Regions from separate parts of the Homo sapiens genome. Here region 1 is linked to region 2. A link is an interaction called in ENCODE POLR2A ChIA-PET data of the cell type or tissue named here. Cell type or tissue: Panc1. All regions are shown on one strand. Each heading gives the region's core, and the rest is flanking DNA. Links, peaks and the distances in the headings are about the cores only. Region 1 overlaps PIAS1 (protein inhibitor of activated STAT 1). Region 2 has its middle 8.7 kb from the start of RNU6-1.

What was found. Peaks named below come from ENCODE experiments on the same cell type or tissue, not always from the same donor. Only the 100,000 strongest peaks of a DNase experiment are listed, where the experiment ranks them.
Region 1: POLR2A ChIA-PET joins it to region 2 with 16 read pairs; 12 of 35 experiments call an interaction of 5 or more read pairs at or near these places.

What each region holds. Positions count from the first base shown.
Region 1 is chr15:68,058,019-68,071,123 of GRCh38, reverse strand. The region is part of intron 1 of PIAS1 (protein inhibitor of activated STAT 1); the gene reads right to left. Among named protein-coding and RNA genes, the nearest start is that of PIAS1, 10 kb to the right of the region's middle. RefSeq lists an enhancer at 973-1,473. In Panc1, for the core only: no CTCF peak of the experiment used is centred there; no DNase peak of the experiment used is centred there; H3K27ac peaks cover 557 bases.
Region 2 is chr15:67,844,781-67,852,780 of GRCh38, reverse strand. No RefSeq gene overlaps it. Among named protein-coding and RNA genes, the nearest start is that of RNU6-1, 8.7 kb to the right of the region's middle. RefSeq lists enhancers at 6,094-6,594, 6,595-7,095. In Panc1, for the core only: no CTCF peak of the experiment used is centred there; no DNase peak of the experiment used is centred there; H3K27ac peaks cover 4,189 bases.

The sequences.
Region 1 (13,105 bases), core at 2,861-10,860, 220 kb before region 2:
AATGTCCACTCCCTCTCCCAAAGGATTCTGCCACTGGGTTCTACAAACCCCTACAATTGTCCTCCCACCTAATTCCCATTCTACTTATGAGCAGTAATATCTCTAGAAAAGTGCTGTTCAAAGGAAATACAATGTAAGCTGCAAATATTGAGACACACACGTAATTTTAAATGTGCTACTAGCCACATTTTAAAAAGTAAAAAGGCCAGGCACAGTGGCTCATGCCTGTAATCCCAACGCTTTCAGAGGCTGAGGTAGGACAATCACTTGAGCCCAGGAGTTCAAGACCAGCCTGGCCAACATAGTGAGGCCACATCTCTATTTCAAAAAATTACAAGTAGGTGAAATTAATTTTAATGATATATATTTACTTAATCCAATAAACAAAATATTATTTCAACATGCAATCAATATCAATCATTAATGAGATATTTTCCATTCTTTTTTTCATACTATGTCTTCGAAATCCAGTATGTTTTACACTTACAGCAAATCTTAATTAGGACTAACCATATTTCAAGTTCTCAATACCCACACAGAACTAGTGGCCATAGTACTGGACAGTCCATCTTCTAGGTCATCCTGTCATTCACTGAAGTAAAGTTTTAGTACCTGCCTTGGCCATTCAGGCTCCAACTTAACTCCTCATCATTACTTTCCACCCTCAGCTACCCACTTCCGAGGCCACATCTTAGACATTTCCAGCAGAACCTGCACCACCCTCAAAATCACTAACTCGAACATTTCATTTTCCAACTACAACCTCCTTTTCTTACTTGCTTCATTTCAAGAATTCAATTCACAAAGATCTCTAATTCATTGATGTTGTCATGCCCTATCCATTAGCCCCTAAACATTTCTTTGCAAAATTCCATTGTCCCTCCATGCCTGGCACATTCAACTAGTTCCCACTTTGTAGGAGAAAAGAATGCATGCACTCATGCAGATGGATGTTATTTTACATCCACAGTCGTCAATCTCAATGGGCACAGGCATCTCACTAAACTTTCCAGTGAGCCAGCAATCAAACTTCCTACAATAACTCTTTCATATCTTTTCCTTGCTCCTCCCACATCTCCTTCCTCCAAAAACTACCTTTAGGAAGCATATATACAACAAATGACTATTAAACTTTAACAATGCATTTAACATTGTTAATTCATATTCCAGAAAACATTTCCCAAAATAAAGTTCTTCCTAATTATTAAAACATCTGCTCTCTATAAAAATTCAAATATGGAAAGGTACAAGAGAACCAAACTATTTTTCATATAGTTACAGGAGTACTAGAATGTAATTTCTTTTTTTTTTTTTTTTTTTGAGACGGAGTCTTGCTCTGTCACCCAGGCTGGAGTGCAGTGGCACAATGTCGGCTCACTGCAAGCTCCGCCTCCCAGGTTCACACCATTCTCCTGCCTCAGCCTCCCAAGTAGCTGGGACTACAGGCTCCCGCGCCACCACGCCCGGCTAATTTTTTGTATTTTTAGTAGAGACGCGGTTTCACCGTGTTAGCCGGGATGGTCTCGATCTCCTGACCTTGTCATCCGCCCGCCTCAGCCTCCCAAAGTGCTGGGATTACAGGCATGAGCCACCGTGCCCAGCCTAGAATGTAATTTCACAAAAGCAAAAACTCTATTTCATTCCCAAATGATGTGTGAGCATTTAACACAGCTGATTTGGCATATAAATCAGCACTCATTTTTATTGATAGAATGACTGGATAAGAACCTTGCTTTAAGTAAATGTGATACCAAAGGTCAAACGGGCAAAAGGAAGGAGGAGGGGAGCGTAAGGGAGAATGCTTGTTTGCAAGATTTAGCAGAGAATACCTATAGCCACAAAGAATACTTATTATAAGCCCAGTAAAGGAATAACTATTTTTATGTTTTACTAAGAGTTTTTTAAATGTATCCAAAAAAATAATGGACAAGGCCGGGTGCGGTGGCTCACGCCTGTAATCCCAGCACTTTGGGAGGCTGAGGTGGGCGGATCACGACGTCTGGAGTTCGAGACCAGCCTGGCCAACATGGTGAAACCCCGTCTCTACTAAAAATACAAAAATTAGCTGGGCACGGTGGTGCGCACCTGTAATCCCAGCTACTGGGGCAGCTGAGCCAGGAGAATGGCTTGAACCCAGGAGGTGGAGGTTGCAGTGAGCCAATATTGTGCCACTGCACTCCAGCCTGGGTGACAGAGCAAGACTCCACCTCAAAAAAAAAAAAAAAAAAAAGGACAAAAACATTTAAGGTGTAACACAGACTTTAATGGTCTTGCCAAAAAGCTGGACTTTTCTCATAACTCTGACGATTCAACTTCTTCGTGGATGAGAGCATTGACACATAAGCCTGAGCACTTTTCAAGACTTAACCCAGGGCAGGGGCGGTGGCTCATGCCTGTAATCCCAGCACTTTGGGAGGCTGAGGTGGGTGGAACACCTGAGGTCATGAGTTCGAGACCAGCCTGGCCAACAGGGCAAAATCCCTTCTCTACTAAAAATACAAAAATTGGCCAAGCATGGTGGCAGACACCCGTAATCCCAGCTACTCGGGAGGCTGAGGGTGGAGAATCACTTGAACCCAGGAGGCAGAGGTTGCAGTGAGCCGAGATAGCGCCATTGTACTCCAACCTGGGTGACAGGAGTGCAAACTCAGTCTCAAAAAAAAAGACTTAACCCCGGGTAAATCACTGTGGTAATTAACTTAAGTCCCTTCTTCCACAAACATCACCAGATGTACTTACTGAAATCTATGAGCACATATATTGGCCATGCTCTGTCCTTCAGGCTGGAGTACAGTGGCGCCATCACAGCTCACTACAGCCTCAACCTCCTGGCTCAAGCGATCCTCCCACCTCAGCCTCCCAAGTAGCTGGGCCACAGGCACATGCCTCAGCCAGCTACTTTTTGTATTTTTTTGTAGACACAGGTTTTTGTCATATCGCCCAGGCTGGTCTCAAACTCCTGCACTCAAGCAATCTGCACACTTCAGCCTCCCAAAGTGCTGGGACTACAGATGTGAACCACCACGTTCACCCTATACATATTTTCAGGTCTCCAAAACTTTCCTCTCCACCTTCTCCTACGGAATCCTCCTCTTTGAAGAATGCTACAGTAAATTTGGAAATTTACAAGACTATGATATAAAATATTAGATGCAATGGTTTTAAGACAACATTACAAATAATAATATACAAAACTACTGTTTCACTCCTAGTTTTCACCTTTAAAATACACTATTGATACAAGTTACCTAGAAGAAATGGGGAAGAGAGGATGAGGGTGCACAAAGGAAGGCCTCAAGGTTTTAGAATGCTCTATTTATTAGGCTTGATGTTTGTTTTACTACCTTTCTATAAGTTACACATTTTTCTATAAGGTTATACATACTACGCTGTATATAATTTAATTTTTTTTAAAAAAGCAACCTAGCTTTCTCTTAGAAAATAACACGATTTCTACTACCACTCAATATAAATCTTAATTCAACATAGGCATCTATTTAAGAATCATTATTATATATTAATATAGTTTGTATTATAAGCTTCACAGAAAGTTTACAATGACCTCCAGTTAAATATGAATTCACCATATACAAATGTCTGCCATATTCCCCCCATAAAGAGAAACAAAATGACAGTGAGGGAAGAAAAAAAGAAAAATCTTTAATCCACAAGGACAAAAAGAAAAAAAAATAACCAACTAGAAATTTCAACAAACTTTTTGATGATGAAAAGCAGGCAATGCAGTGGTAACTAAATCAGAAGAGGAAGCTACAACCTACAAATGCCTAGAGAGGGGAATACTAAAGAAAGGCAAGCATATCTAAAAACACAGGGGGCAAGGTACAAGGGGGCTGTTAGAAAATCTGAACATACAGGATGGTTACACCCTCAGGTCTCCTCTAACTAAATATCCATGAGACAACTTCCCTACCATGCCCACTAGCCTCTCGTAACACAAGAGGCCAGAGGATTACTGGAACAACTGAACCAGAGAGGCTCCAGACTCAGACCAGCATGGAACTAAGATCAAGGGTGAGGCACAAATCTAAAAGTGGAGATTAAGCAAAGTCTGCATACTCATAAGTGGGACACCTTTATCCTGCCTTGTTCCCCAAACATTATCAGCCAGGTAAGTAGCCTCAACAAGAGATTATAGAATTCCTCTCGGGAAAAAATGGACAGACCAGACCTACTCACACTTAGAAGACCATTAATCTCATTCCTGGGACTATCTAAATTCAGAGGTGAAGACTAATGGCAATTCTAAAATTCATGTTCTTTTCCCTGATTATGATTCAATTAGACACAAAATACTATACTTTTTTTTTAAAGGTCTTTAACCTTTAAGATGCTACCTGATTTTGAAATCACATATTAGAATAACTTCTGGGACAAAAATATTCCTTTTCCAGTCTTACTTTGACACCCTGGGGAAAGATGTTTAAGGAACAGAGGCTGAAGTTTTTCACACACCACTCTAAAGAAATGCAGAAAGAAACTGAAAAGCATTCAGAGTCTTACAATTTCTAGGTCCTGTTTCAAGTTTATCCCACAAAAGGGAAAGGAAAAAAACAAAATAGGTAGAATGCAAATCAATCATATATATTTGGTAAGAGCTAAGCTCTGCTGGAGAGGAAGTTCTTGGCTAATATTAAGTTAGGGAATTTTTCATTTATTCATATGATTCTTATATTTTACTACAGAAAAAGCAATCAGGCCAGGCATGGTGGCTCACACCTGTAATCCCAGCACTTTGGGAGGCTGAGGCAGGTGGATGATCTGAGGTCAGCAGTTCAAGACCAGCCTGGCCAACATGGTGAAAGCCCATCTCTACTAAAAACACAAATATTAGCTGGGCACAGTGGTGCGCATCCTACTCGGGAGGCTGAAGCAGAAGAATTGCTTGAATCCAGGAGGCGGAGGTTGTGGTGAGCCGAGATCATGTCACTGCACTCCAACCTGGGCAACAGAGCGAGACTCTGTCTCAAAAAAAAGAAAAAAGAAAAAACATAACCTTGAAAAAATTAAGTTATATATTTCCCACACCATTACTGATTACAAGTACTTCAAGCCAGGTGCAGTGGCTCAACACCTTGAATTCCAACACTTTTAGGAGGCTGAGGCATGAGGATCACATGAGTCTGAGAGCAGCCTGGGCAACACAGCAAGACCCTATCTCCAAAAAAAAAAAAAAAAAAAAAAAAAAAAGCTTTTAGTCAGCTGAGCATGGTGGCAAGCACCTGAAGTCCTAGCTACTCAGGAGGCTGAGGTGGAAGGATCATTTGAGCCCAGGAGTTCGAAGCTGCAGTGAGCCATGATCATACCACTGCACTCCAGCCTGGGCAAGAGAGGGAGACCCTGTCTCCAAAAAAAAAAAAAAAAAAAAAGTACTTCAAGCACATTCGTTCAGTGCAATGCAAGCTACTACCGTTTAGCATTACTTACAGAGATGCAGGATTTAATTAAATAACTCTGCTTAGCAAACTGCCTTGTAAGAGATCACTAGAAATAAATTTTTTCTTTTTTTTTTTTTTTCTCGAGACAGGGTCTCACTCTGTCACCCAGTTGGAGTGCAGTGGATCTCAGTTCACTGCTACCTCTGTCTCCCAGGATCAAAAAATCCTACCACTTCAGCCTCCCAAGCAGCTGGAACCACAGGTGCGCATCAACATGCCCAGCTAATTTTTTGTATTTTTGGTAGAGATGTGGTTTTGCCATGTTGTCCAGGCTGGTCTGGAACCCCTGAGCTTAAGCACTCTGCCTGCCTAGGTCTCCCCCAAAGCACTGGAATTACAGGTGTGAGCCACTGCCCCCAGCCTTATTTTTCCTTTTAAGTTATAAAAAATACCATGAGTGGGAAGGTGAAAGGGATCGTCCCATTTTAAATTAGGCACTGCTGTACTGTAAATTTTAAATTTTAAAAAAGATCAAGTTTTCAAAGTTTTTGCTCTTGGGACTCTTGAAAGTGGAGGACCATCCCCCCCGCAAAAAAACTTTATGTCGATTAAATCTATCAATATTTACTGTATTTGCAGTTAAAGCAGAAAACTTTAAAAGATTTGTCATTTAAAAAAAAATAATAGCTGGGCATGGTGTCTCACGCCGTAATCCTAACACTTTGGGAGGCCGAGGCAGGCGATCACTGGAGCCCCCGACTTCGAGACCAGCCTGGGCGACATGGCAAAGCCCATCTCAAAAAACAAATTAATTAATTAATCCATTACTTGTTAACATAAATCTCATATTTAAAAAATATTTTTAATAAAAATTAGAAGACTATCATGGTTTTACATTTTTGCAAATCTCTTTAACATCTAGCTTAATAAAGACATCTTGATTCTCACATCTACTTTTCCATTCAATCTGTGTATTAGATTGTTTTGGATGAAGAATATAAAGGAAATCTAGCCTTATGAAGCTCTATAGAGTTGGGAAAAAATAGAGTATTTTTATTAAAATGCTCTAGCCTTTTCAGATAACTTTCGATATTCTTTGATCCTTCACCAAAACACAACAAATGGCAGGTTCTTAAAGGCTGCTGCAACGCAGGAATCTGAAACCGTATCAATGAATATTTCCCACTCTGATAAACTGAAATTCATTGGTCTATCTTCCATTTCCAATGGATCTTTTTATCCAGGCATGATTTTGTAATATCATGCATTGGTTATTTGGAAAATATTAGTTCACTGAGTTATGCAGTTCTTCCAAATGTTGACATATTTCACTATGCAACTTCAACATAACACATTCATTAATATCACACTGATCTTATCAAAAAAGTCAAGTATTGGGAAACTGTCAAGCTCACAGTGGCAAATACATGTCTTCCAAAGTTCTATTTTCATTTGAAAGCTTAAATTTTATCATTAGTAACAAATATTGTCAGTTGTTTTCCCTGTAGTGACAGGCACACTTTGTTTATTTTCATGAAAATGTATGCCAAATACCCTAGTCTGTATAACCATACTTTGCCAGCCATTTTTTCAAGTAAAAATGGTATTCCATTTAAAAAGCTCACAACTCAACTGCACAAGTTCTTTTCCTTGAGTTAACCATCAGATTTGATATTCAATAAAAGTGTTTTACAGGTACTTTTCATTTCATCATACAAAATATATTTTTAAATGTACTCAAGGATTGAGATACAATAAAATTAGTAAGTTTTATTGCTTCATCAAGGACATAAAGTTTAACTGGCATTTTTTTTTTTAATTCCAAGTGCACAGTGATGAAGAACACAACTACTAGTACAATTTAGTACCAATGCCTTAATTTGTGCCAAGGTGCTGGCAGTTTTACCCACCACTGATTTTGCAAATGTCAGCACGTAAATAATGCCTATTATTAGGAAAATCATTTTGACCTGGAGAACCCTCAGAAAAACTTCGGGGAACCACCAGAGGCCTGAGAAATAGACTTTGAAAACCTCTGTAAGAACTGATGCATTACTTGTATAATTTTTAAAAAGATAATTTTTAGTAAACATTCCGCTATAACAGAAATATTTAAATAAATATACACACATATGTGATAATATATTAAAATCACCAATAACCTGGTACCTCATACACAGCAGATACCCAAAAATATAATAAATAACAGAATGTGATAAATAATTCTTTAATAAATAACAATTACTGAGAATCTACTATAAGCCAGTTTCTGAGCCAGTTCTGTGCCTCTTCAGTCCCCTTCTTGGGTAACTTACAGAAGCCCATAGACCAGAATGATGATTTTAACATATGAGAAAAAATATTTACTCTGAAATCTTTCCAATCTTTAAGATTAGACTTGCATGACTGCAAGAAAAAGTCTTAAAATTCACCATAAAGCACAAGATAGCATGTTAAGTTCTATTTTAAGCACTATGCCATGAGCTTTTTTAAAAACAGGCTTGCTCACATTCAGAAACCCAAATACAAAATGAATTGCTTTGGCTGAGCACTGCCAGAACTGCATAAAGACCCTGCATTCCATTTCTCCTCAAGCTATACAACCCTTACCTGTGATGTTTTCATTCCTATTGTTAAGTGAAACTCCAGCATTAATACTACAGAGGTTACATTAAATGTGGCAATTATTTTTTTAAAAAAACCAGTAGTGTATAGCAAAACCATCAAAACAAGTTGTTAAGAACTTTTAACCATATACACTGATAAATTCAAGAGGTAAATCTCTATAAACATACATAGGAAATATTACACACTGTTAAAAAGAATGAGACCATCTCATTGTCTGGACATGTCATGGAAAGATCTTCACTATCTATTGTAAAAAAAAGCAAACTGTAGGATGCTACATATGGTATGGTCTCACAGTTTTAGAAAAGATATTTATGTACATGTACATTCACTTAAGTTCCTTCTATGTGCCTAGTTTTGTTCTCATCTAGACATACACACACACAATAAATTAAAAATATTATACAGACATACACATTTAAATGCCCATGCAGAGAAAAAAATGAATACAAGACCAGACACAAAAAGTGACATATTTTTATTCCATTTATATTAAATGCCCAAAATAGGCAAGTCTACAGAGACTCAAAATAGATTATCAGTCGCCTAGGGCTAAGAGTGAGGTAAGGTTTGGGAAGGGGATGATGCTAAAAGGATGTAGGGTTGCTTTTCGAGGTGAAAAAATATTCTAGAACTGATTGTGGTTAATGGTTACACAACTTTGTGAATATACCAAAAACTACCTGACTGTGCACTTTAACGAGGTGAACTGTAATGGGATATGTTAATTTTATCTCAATAAAGCTGTCACCTCCCCCTGCCCACCCAAATAAGAATACACAGATATACACCAAAATGATTCCCTCTAAGAATGAAGATGATGAGGTCTTTCCATTTTTACCCTATTTACTGTTAGATCATTACAATGAGAAGTGTAGTCACTTATTATCTCTATAACTTAAAATAATGTAAAAGGTAAATCTAAAACAGCCCTTGATAAATTATTCTGGATTTAATGTTATTCAAGTTCATCTAAGCAGCAGCAAGAAAAAAGAGCGAAGATATGACCCTAAAAATATTTTCAATTTAGATTGTCTTATAGACAAGAGTATCAGGCCCCAGTCTCTGACAGAAACAAATCTTAAACATAATTTGTTCATCTGACACATGTATATTAAAAACACCTATTGTGTCCACAGGGTAGGGATGGGAGAATGGGGGGTGTACAAACAGAACACCAGCCAACAAAAAGACGCAAACTAACAGCTCTGGCTTTAAGTTAAGGGCTTTTGCTATACAGCTGAAGAGACAAAACACACACACAAAGTGGAATGGGGCCAGACAATAGAAAATCTTGAATACTAGACTGAGAACTAAGTCTTTATCCAGTTTTCGATAGAAAGCCATTCAAAGTTTTTATAGATAGGAGTGACAGAATGAAAGGAGTGTTTTGGTGAAATTAACCCGGCAACCAAAGCGGGTAAACTGAAAGCAGTGAATAGCAAAAAAGGTAAAAAAGAGATTAAGTTTTCAAAAATAGGAACGTTTACAACAGTCCTATGAGAGTTACTGATATCTCCATCATTAGTTAATATTCAAAGGATTTATGTTTGTTTTGTTTGCTTGATCTAAAGAAAAGCTGAAAAATAAAAAGGTGGTTTCTTCATTTTGACGAATTTTAGAAGTTCATAGCTAAGAATGAAGACTTACCAGAAAACTCTGAAGGAAGGGTTCTAGGGAATTTTCTTTTCATGTGACACTACTGAAACCAAGAGTAGAGGGAATCAAAAGTAACAGGAGTTGCACAATTTTTAACATGGAAGGGGAAATATAGTCATAAACATCTAGCAAAAAGTGCAGTGGCAATTAATACTACTTCTGAAATTGATGGTTAAAGACAACTAAGTACTTTAAAATTGTCTCTACTGCCTATTTCAAAGAAATCCTAATGATAAAACGTTACATAAATACAGATTTAGGTGAAGACCAAAGTCGAACGAATCAAATTTAGAGTACGATCAATTTCAAGTTCCTTCTACATGCACTACTTTTCAGATGTTGCACAAATAGCATTCTTAATTCACATATGCATTTATTAATTGGTTTAACTCATAAAGGTTTTTTCTAAAAATAAAAATGCTTTCATTGCCTATGTTATCTTTCTAAAACCAGATCCTGGGCCAGGCACGGTGGCTCACGCCTACAATCCCAGAACTTTGGGAGGCCAAGGCGGGCAGATTACGAGGTCAAGAGATAGAGACCAACCTGGCCAACATGGTGAAACCCTGTCTCTACTAAAAATACAAAAATTAGCTGGGCGCAGTGGCGCATGCCTGTAATCCCAGCTACTCGGGAGGCTGAGGCAGGAGAATTGCCTGAACCCCGGAGGCAGAGATTGTGGATCCTTGAAACTATGTTACCTCCCAATTTAAATGGCAACACTTTGTTTTGAGATTAAAAATATGGTAAAGTCTTATTTCCATTTTCTCTATATTAATGTTCAGTATAGTGTTTGTTTTTTGGGGGATTTTTTGTTTGTTTGTTTTTGAGACGGAGTCTCACTCTGTCGCCCAGCCTGGAGTACAGTGGCACGGTCTCAGCTCTCTGTAACCTCCGCCTCCCAGGTTCAAGCAATTCTCCTGCCTCAGCCTCCTGAGTAGCTGAGATTACAGGTGCGCACCACCACGCCCGGCTAATTTTTGTATTTTTAGTAGAGATAGGGTTTCACCATGTTGGTCAGGCTGGTCTCGAACTCCTGACCTCGTGATCTGTCCACCTTGGCTCCCAAAGTGCTGGGATTACCACGTCTGGCAATGTTCAATATAGTTTTAAAATGCCAGTTAAAAACTGATAAGCATCAGCTGGGCGTGGTGGCTCACACCTGTAATCCCAGCAAAACAAAAAAAACTGATAAGCATCTAAATAAGGTACAAAAACTTGCAATATGTGGTCACTGTGATATAATTTCCAAAATCAAACATACTTGCCTACTTGAAATTCTACTATTCATAGAATAGTATGAATAGATTATAAAATACTACTTCATAATCGATTTCATACTTTATCAAACATTCTGATGCTGAAGTAATGTTTGCTTACATTTTGTAAAACCTGTATCTGCCATCATTTAATAATCTTATCTCACATATTACAGAAACATAAACAATAAAGGTATGACAATGAACAAACCAAGAATGACTAATTTATTTCACTGACAACATTTTAGCTAATTTTGTAGAGTGGGTGCAGTGGCACAGTACCTCACACCTGTAAAAACCGAGCACAGAGGCACAGTGTCTCACACCTGTAATCCCAACACTTTGGGAAACCGAGGCAGCACTGTTTGAGGCCAGGAATTTGAGACCAGCCTGGGCAACACAGTGAGACCCCTGACTCTACAAAAATAAAATAAACATTTGTATTGCTTTCTTTTTTTTTTTTTTTTTTTTTGTTTGAGACGGAATCTCACACTGTAGCCCAGGCTGGAGTCCGGTGGCGCAATCTCGCTGCAACCTCTGCCTCCCAGGTTCAAGCGATTCTCCTGCCTCAGCCTCCTGAGTAGCTGAGATTACAGGCGCCCACCACCACGCCCAGCTAATTTTTTGTATTTTTAGTAGAGACGGGGTTTCACTATCTTGGTCAGGCTGGTCTTCAACTCCTGACCTCGTGATCCGCCCACCTCAGCCTCCCAAGGTGCTGGTATTACAGGTGTGAGCCATGGCATCCGGTCCTGCATTGCTTTCTAAAGCACAAAAAAGATCTGTCATATCAATATATTTAGTTAAAATAAAACATCTGCAAACTTTGGTACATGTCTGCAAACACACTGCAAAAAAAGGAGAATAATCTGGGCCTGGCGCGGTGGTGGCTCACGCCTGTAATCTCAGCACTTTGGGAGGCCGAGACGGGCAAATCACAAGGTCAGGAGATCGAGACCATCCTGACCAACACGGTGAAACGCCGTCTCTACTAAAAACGTACAAAAAAATTAGCGGGGCGTAGTGGCGGGCACCTGTAGTCCCAGCTACACCGAAGGCTGAGGCAGGAGAATGGTGTTAACCCGGGAGGCGGAGCTTGCAGTGCGCCGAGATCGCGCCACTGCACTACTGCCTGGGCAACAGAGGAAGACTCCGTCTCAAAAAAAAAAAAAAAAAAAAAAGTAGAATAATCTGACAGGGACTAGTTTAATAAAACACAATGTAAGGTTTCAAATGATCATATAGACCTGTATTTACTAACCTGGATAGACATGAAAATAGCAGATTATAAATAAAAAACAGTGTTGTATCTTTTTATGATGAATATACATATACATATGCTCACAGAGAGAAAGTCTTAAGTGGATAAATACCCAGATGTTAACCATGATATCTCTGAGTGTTGGGATTACAGGTACTGTTTATTTTTCTGCTTACTTCTCAGATTCTCTGAAATTTTCTCAAGCAAAATGATACTTACAAAAATTAATGTGTATGATTCCAACTAACAAACTCCAAACTTTTTGCAAGGAAGCTTGCAAAATGCCCTAGAATATCCAAAAATACCCTAGCATAGAGCTTTTCCAAAAGGGAAAGTATCAGCAACAACATAAGTAGAAATCTGTGAACTGGGCACCCTAGAGGACTCCAGGTCTGCTGTAGGACCTTTAAGGAGGACTACACAAGACCTAGGCTCAAGTCCCTGCCACTTTTATTTGTATGACCTTGCAATAGTCACGTACCCTTTCTGGGCTCACTTTCTCTATCTATAAAAAGGATTTAGTTATTACTTGCCTTTCCTACCTCAAAGAACTGTTGGAAAGATCAAAAGAGATAATGCAATATATTATGAACTGCAAAGTACTATATAAGTAAGATATTATTATTCAAACATTAAAAAAGCAAGATGCTTCATGCCAGAGTCAAACACTTCAGAAAACACCACAATCAATTCTATGAAGTAATGAATCCGTTTTTGGTTGTTGTTTTGAAAGGCTACATCTCATCATAAACACCCAGTTTTTCTGAGACTTGGATACTTTTTCCCAGTTCCCGCTACAACCATTGGCCATTTTATTTTCTTATCCCTGGTTACCAGCAAAAAAGGGTACAAATTACACTAAACTCAAAAGCCTCAGCAAGAACCCTGGAGCAGCATGCTGA
Region 2 (8,000 bases), core at 1-8,000:
GGGCAGCTCGGCCCCTCTGAGGGAAAGGGACCCTCCCCTGGGGCAGGGAGACTGTGACCCTTGGCAAGGGTGTGGGGAGGGGACAGATGATGGGCCAGATTGGCCCCAGGGGGTGAAATGTTGCTACTGATCAGAGGCGTCAGTTGTAGGCACTTTCTCAGTCCCAGGTTGGAGGGGGGAAGGAAAAAGATAAGGGGCTGCCAGCTCCAGGAAATGAGGGTGAGGTTCTCAGCTAAAAGGGGAGGAGAGAACGAGCATTTATTGAGTGCCTCAGGTGCCTGGCATCACAAAATTATTATCTAATGTTTGTAACAGCAAATTTTTTCTTTTCTTTTCTTTTCTTTTTTTTTTTTTTTTTTGAGACGAAGTCTTGCTCTTGTCCTCCAGGCTGGAGTGCAGTGGCACAATCTTGGCTCACTGCAGCCTCTGCCTCCTAGGTTCAGGTAATTCTCATGCCTCAGCTTCTGGAGTAGCTGGGATTACAGGCGTGTGCCACTACACTGGCTAATTTTTGTATTTTAGTAGAGACAGGGTTTTGCCATGTTGGCCAGGCTGGTCTCGAACTTCTGACCTCAAGTGATTCTCCTGCTTTGGCCTCCCAAAGTGCTAGGATTACAGATGTGAGCCAACACACCCAAACTAACTGCAAATATGTATTGAGCATCTACTATGTGTCAGATACTGTTTCAGGCACTAGGAATACAATGGGGAGCAAAACAAAAATCCTGCTCCTCCTCATGCACAAATACTTGACATAATTTCAGTGATAAATACTTATCAACAGTATTAAGTACTGTAAAGAAAAATAAATGGAAAAAGAATGAAAGGAGGTACTTAGTCCATTTCACAGTGCTATAAAGAACTACCTGAGGCCAGACACAGTGGCTCATGCCTGTAATCTTAGCACTTTGGGAGGCTAAGGTGGGTGGATCACTTGAGGTCAGGAGATCAAGACCAGTCTGGCCAACATGGTGAAACCCCATCTCTACTAAAAATACAAAAATTAGCCAGGCATGGTGGTGGGTGCCTGTAATCCCAGCTACTCAGGAGGCTGAGGCAGAAGAATCACTTGAACCCAGGAGGTGGAGGTTGCAGTGAGCCAAGATTGCACCACTGCACTCCCAGCTTGGGCGACAGAGGGAAACTCTGTCTCAAAACAAAACAAAACTATCTGAAACTGGATAATTTATGAAGAAAAGAAGTTTTACTGACTCACAGTTCTGCAGGCTTAACAGGAAGCAAGACTGGAAGGCCTCAGGAAACTTACAATCATGGTGGAAGGCGAAGGGGAAGCAAGCACATCTGACCATGGTAGAGCAGGAGAGAGAGCGAGAGCAAAGGGGGAAGTGCCACACACTTTCAAACAACCAGATCTCATGAGAACTGACTCACTATTAGGAGAATAACAAGGGGGATGTCTGCCCATGATCCAATCACCTCCAATCAGGCCCCTCTCACAACATGTGGGGATTACAATTTGAGATGAGATTTGGGTGAGGACACAGAGCCAAGCCACATCAAGGTGCTATTTTTCCTTTTTTTTTTTTTTTTTTTTTTTTTTTTGTCAGGATTTCGCTCTGCTGCCAAGGCTGGAGTGCAGTGGTGCAATCATGACTCATAGCAACCCCAGCCTCCTGGGCTCAGGCGATTCTCCTGCCTCAGGCTCCCAAATAGCTGGGACCACAGGTGCATACCCACCTCACCCAGCCAAGAGGTGCTATTTTCAAAAGATCATTAGGGAAGGCTTCCTGGAGGAGGTGACATGAGAGCAGAGACCTGAATTAGTAAAAGGAAGAGCCTTACATTTATTGAGAGGTGTTTATCTTCCCCGGTCTAAAGATGTAGAAACAAATCTCAGAAAAATACTCTGGCTTTCCCAAGGTTACAAAGTTTCTAAGCCCTTCTCTAGGGGAGAGATTCTGGGCTCAGGTTCACACTCAGAGGCAGCACCTGAGCTTGGGACCCACCTTTAACTGACAGCTGTGGTCTCACAGCTCTTAGACCACACCACTTGGTAAGAGGCCAGCCCACTGATTTATTTCTTCCCCTCCCGCTTCTCGTCCTTCCTCCTTTCCCTCCTTTTCCCCCTCCTCGTTCCTTCTCTCTCTGCTTCTCCTCTTCCCCCACCTGCTTCTGTCTTCCTTTTACAGCATTTTATTATAAATACTGCAACGTGCACAACACATAAATGTTCAGTTCAGTGCACAACTCTAGGGAGAACACCTGAGTAACCAGCACCCAAGTGAAGAAACAGGCAAATTAATTTCTGCTGTTTAAGCCACCCAGTCTGTGGAACTGTTAGGCGACCCCAACCCCCCACTCCCAGAAGCCTTTATGTGTCGCCTCCCATTTTCTTATTTTTGGTAACTTCCTTGCTTTCATCATTTTACCATTTGTATATACGACCTTAAACAATAGTTTGGTCTTGCCTAATTTTGAACTTTATATAAATGGTATAGTTCTGTATATGTTATTAGTGCCTTCTTCCACTCAGTATCATGTTTACAAGATCTGTCCACATTGCTGGTGTGTTAGTCTGCTGGGGGGTTAGGGGTGCCTAACAAAGTTCCACAGACTGGGTGGCTTAAACAGCAGAAATTAATTCTCTCACAGTTCTGGAAGCTAGAAGCCCAAGATCAAGGTGTTGGCAGGGTTGGTTTCCCCTAAGGTCCTCTCCTTGGCTTGTCAACAGCTACATTTTCTCTGTTTTTACATGGCCTTTTCTCTGTGCATGTCTGTGTCCAGATTTCCTCTTCTAATAAGGACATCAGCCATATTGGATTAGGGTCCATCCAATAACCTCATTTTAATTTAATTACCCCTTTAAAGACCCAATCTCCAAATATGGTCACACTTTACAGTACTAGGGGTTGGGATTTCAACATACAAATTTGGAGGTAGAAGTGGGGGATATAATTCAGCCCCTAACACTGGAGGTATTGGTTGGTGCAAAAGTAATTGTGGTTCTTGCCATTACTTTCAATGGCAAAAAAACACAATTTCTTCTGCGCCAACCTAATAACTGTAGTTGATTCATTTTCATGACTGCATAGTATTCTATTGCATGAATATACCACAGTGTGGATATCCATTCTTCTGTTGATGGGCACTTGAGTTGTTTCCAGTTTGGGACCATTACAGACAATGCTACCTTGAACATTCTTTTACCTGTAACTTGGTGCTCATATGCATGAGTTTCTCTAGGGCATGTAACTAGAAAGGAACAACTGAGTCATAAGGTATACTTATCTTCAATTTTAGGAGTATGCCATTTTCCAAAGTGGTTGCACCAATCTCCCCACTCCCCAGACATATATTCTCATATCTTGGTTGCTCTACTTCCTCATCAGCACTTGGCATTGTAAACTAAAAATAAAATTCTAAGCCCCCCAACTGACTGAATGGAGCCCCCACTCTTGGCCAACAGGACTTAAAAACTGAGTTCCTGGTCATGACGAGACAAGAGGTCATATTGCAATCTGGACACAATAACTGAGCAGCATTGTATTTATTTATTTATTTTTTAGAGACAGGGTCTTACTCTGTCACCCAGTCTGGAGTGAAGTTGCATGACCATAATTCCCTTGCAGCCTCCAAGTCCTGGGCTCAAGTGATCCTCTCACCTCAGCCTCCCAAAGTGCTGGGATTACAAGTGTGAGCCACTGCATCCAGCCCAACTGATCAGCTTTAATGTTAAAATAGAGATAATAAGACTGATAGAATGGACTCTTTATGACTATATCAAACTATAAACAACACCTAAGGCCATGCAATGCAAGGGTTAAGTCACTACGCTCCCCTACACTTAAAAAATTAACTCTGTTCCAACTGCCACAATGTTTTTCTTTTTCTCCAGCAGCTAAACAAGCACTGGCCTTGAAATAAGCCATATTAAATAATCTGCAACTCAATCCATCGCCAGATGCTACCTAACTGACCCCCTGTTCCACAAGACATAACTACAGCTTTGATTGGACAAGAGTTATTTCAGTTAACTTTCTCCTGATGAGAAGACCACCAACCATGGACTGGTCTGGCTGGTTTACAGAGACTGCACACTTGAGTGCCTTTGTGTCCTGAAAAGACCTTTTGACATATAGAACCTAACTGTACTACATTTAAATGTTACATTTAAAAGTCTCCACTGCAAAGAGAACATGGGTCATATGTAATATGCATGTTTATTCAAGTATGCATGTATTAGGACCACCTCCATGAATATTCATAGCTCCTCCTGTATCCTGTTGAATACCTATACTTGGCCAACCATTCAGCTTAAATTCCTGTCTTACCCTTCCCTCTCTCCCTTGAAGTGTGTTTCTGGGCTTCGACCAAGGCTAACACTTCCCAGCCTGTCAGAATGGCCACCTTGCTGGCTATAACCCTTTATAAGAAACAAAGCTCTCCTTTCCAAATTTATATATTGATTGAGTTTTTAGTTAACAGCATTATCAGACTTCTCAGTGTTAATTGTGAGGTGGTTTTGTATTCCCCTGATGATTAAAGATGTTGAGGACATTTTCACATTCACCATTTGGAGCTCCTAATTTGCGATGCACCTGTTCAAGTCTTTTGCTAGCTTTTCTAATGTCTTTTTAAAATTTGTTAATCTCTTCACTTTCTATGCTCATGGCAATTTTATTCTAAGAGCATAATTAACACTTTCCTGCCACTGCACCTTCGTCAGGACCATTTGATCCACACTGAAAATGTGTATTAACTTGAATCTCAGAGAGCAAGTGTTGGAGGCTTCATCCCTTCCTTCTTGAAAGCCCTTCGGCTTCTTATGGAAACATTCCACCCTTCCCCTCCAATTTCCTACCTCCACATGTGGATACAGCCTCACTTCCTACTTAACCTGCTGCTACACCACCCTCACTGGATTATGAAAGTTGAATGCAATCATGTGTAAATGTCCAGCATGGTCCTGAGAACCCTGTATGGTATTAGTAAATACGACTTCCCTTCCTCCTTCTTGTTGTTGTGCAGAACGGAAGATGAGCAACAGCCAAGAGTACCATGTACTGAGTGCTCCTGAGTGTTAGGTGGTATGCTGAGTTATGGATTTTACTCGGGGCAGTAATGGCCTCCCCCTTGCCTTTCCTGCTTGGAACTTGGAGCTCTAGCAAGCATCTTGGACCATGAATTGTGGCCCTAAAGGATAAACGAGCCTGGCTGTCTGCCACAATGGAGCTACCAGACAAGTCCTTAAAAGACAACTTGTTTCATGTGAAAGAGAAATAAACCTCTATCATCTTAAAGCCACTGTTATTTGCTTTTCTATGATACAAAACAGAGCCTAATCTTGACTCTTAACGAGAAATACATGTTTTCAGTTCATTACAAACATGTGTTTGGTTGAGCCAAATTTTCCTGTCTCTATGAAAATCATTTTTGCTGGTCAGTAAATGATAATACATTTAAATGTCCACACTAAAATTTATATTTTTCAAACAGCCCATTGGGTATTTTCATGTGATATAAGTAATTGAGACATAGGGCCTTAAGTAGCTAAGACACTGGTATTCCCTATGATAGAAAGTATCCTTGCTCTTTATAAGAGGATATCTTATTTAAGCAAGCACACAAAGGTAATATGTCAGGATACTGAGGAGGTAATGAATTCATTTTTCTTTAATTGAATTAACAGCAAGTATCCACAGAGCTCTTCCTGTCTAAGTTAGCCAGACTGAGTGTATCGAGACAGTTTAAGGTGAAACTCTCAAGCCATGGTCCCTAGTCTCCATGACTGGAATGAGATAAAGATATAGGTAATGTCACTGTCATATAGCAGGCTAATGTGTTTGGTCACTGTGTTAGTCCATTTTCACATTGCTATAAAGAACTGCCCGAGATTAGGTAATTTATAAAGAGGTTTAATTGACTCACAGTTCTGCATGGCTGGGGAGGCCTCAGGAAACTTACAATCATGGTGGAAGGCAAAGGGGAAGCAAGCGCCTTCTTCACAAGGCGGCAGTAAGGAGAATGAATGCAGGAGAAACTACCAAACACTTATAAAGCCATCAGATCCCGTGAGAACTCACTCACTATCACAAGAACAGCATGGAGAAAACTGCCCCCATGATTCAATTACCTCCACCTGGTCTCTCTCTTGACACGTGAGGATTATGGGGACTACAATTCAAGATGAGATTTTGGGTGGAGACACAGCCAAACCATATCAGTCACTGAATCATTATTAAAATAGGAGGTAGTACATACATGCATGCATACACATACACTAATGAGGAGGTTGAAGAGTTTAGAGAAAGGCAATCTGATGCAGGGGTGAACACTATGGATTCTGATTTAAGGCCCTGGATTATTCATTTAATCTTTCTGAGCCTGTTTCCTCATCTGAAAAACAGTGGCTCTTAAAACAGATGTATTGTGAGGATTAAATGAGGAAATGCATATAAAATGGCTGGCACAAAGGAAGCACTGAATAGATGTTCCATAAGGTGGGTTTGTTTTTATTTTTAACTTGTCAATAGGCTAATCTCGAGCAAAGACTAATCTGTCACTTCGGTAGAAGGCTTTACTCCAGGCCATTTGAGCCAACCCCCAGCCAGGCCCATGGAGCGAGCCCACTGAAGCCCTGATCCCAACACCCTGGCCTGCAGTGGGTCCCAGGGCCCCTCACCTCCCCAAGGGAACAATGCTGCACATCACCAAAGCCCAGAAGAGCTTCCCGGTGTAAGTACAGATTAAGTTCCAGTTTTTATTTAAAGATCCTAATTTCTGGACATTTATTTTGGGGATTACAGTGGTGGCTTAAGCTTCTTTAAGACGTTTTAAGTTGAAGTCTTTCCTTCACTTGGCTGCTAAAGTTTAATTCAGTGTAATTATTTCATATGGCATCAACTATAATAGTTTCATAATTTCTAGTATATTAAGCACTTAATATGTTGTGTCATTTGAAATCACATATTAAATTCAGCAAAGTACATTTTAATGAGAGCTAAGTGGTGTGAAAATATTAATACAGTGTGATGTTTCATTTTGGTGCTCTGATTTTGTAGGTCTGTTCCTAATGCACAAATGCCTCACTCACCAGGTAAGGGGAATGCTGAGCTGCCTGAGGCTCCAATGGGTGTCTGACAATACTGATATTCCTGTCTTTTGTTGTATAGCAATTTACAGTGGCATTTCAATGGAGCCTCACAACCCTGTGTGGTAAGTAGAAAAATCATCACTTCCATTTTAGAGACGAGAAAACAGGGTCAGCAACTGGAAGAGACTGGTGACCCACCTAGTCACAGTTGATGAGACATAAATATGGACCTTCTTGGCTGAAAGCCATTGCAGTCTTCCCCTGTACCACTGCTGCAGTCACTGTAGCCTTGGCAGGGAGCGATGTCTGGACTCCAGGGCAGCCAGGATTTGGAGGAGGTGTGACACTTTTCCTCCCATCCTTGCAATCCCATACAGGGAAACTGAGAGCTAGAGAGAAGCTGGCAGACCCCATGCTCAGACTTGGCAATTCCTCTTTTTGCACCTTCTTTCTGAGCAAGTCCTCCACACCCTAAACCTAAGCGCCTTATGCCCTTAGGCCATCCTGGGACTGCCAGAAAAAAAGGTCTTGATGAAATAAATTACAGTGAACCCTCGATACAGCAACAGCTCAAAATAATGACGCATCAGTGGCAGGATTTAAGGCAAGAGTAAGAGCAGTAAGAGATTATTTGGAGAAAGCACTCCAGAACCCCTCAAACTGTACTCCCATATTACATGTAGGTGTAAAGTGAGCCCTCGGAGTCAGAGAGATCCGAGAGCAAATTCCAGGACCGTCACTAACTAGCTGTGTCCTTAGATAGGTCACCTAACCTCTGTAGGCCTCGCCTTTCCCTATCAGTAAAAGAGGAATAATAACCAGCACTACCCCTGCACCCCCATGCTTATGTCTCAGAGATACTCACATGAAATAGGATGCCAGAAGACCCTGTGTTGGTCTTAAAGGGCAAGGAATCGTACTAAGCTACGTAAACAGGTATTACTGA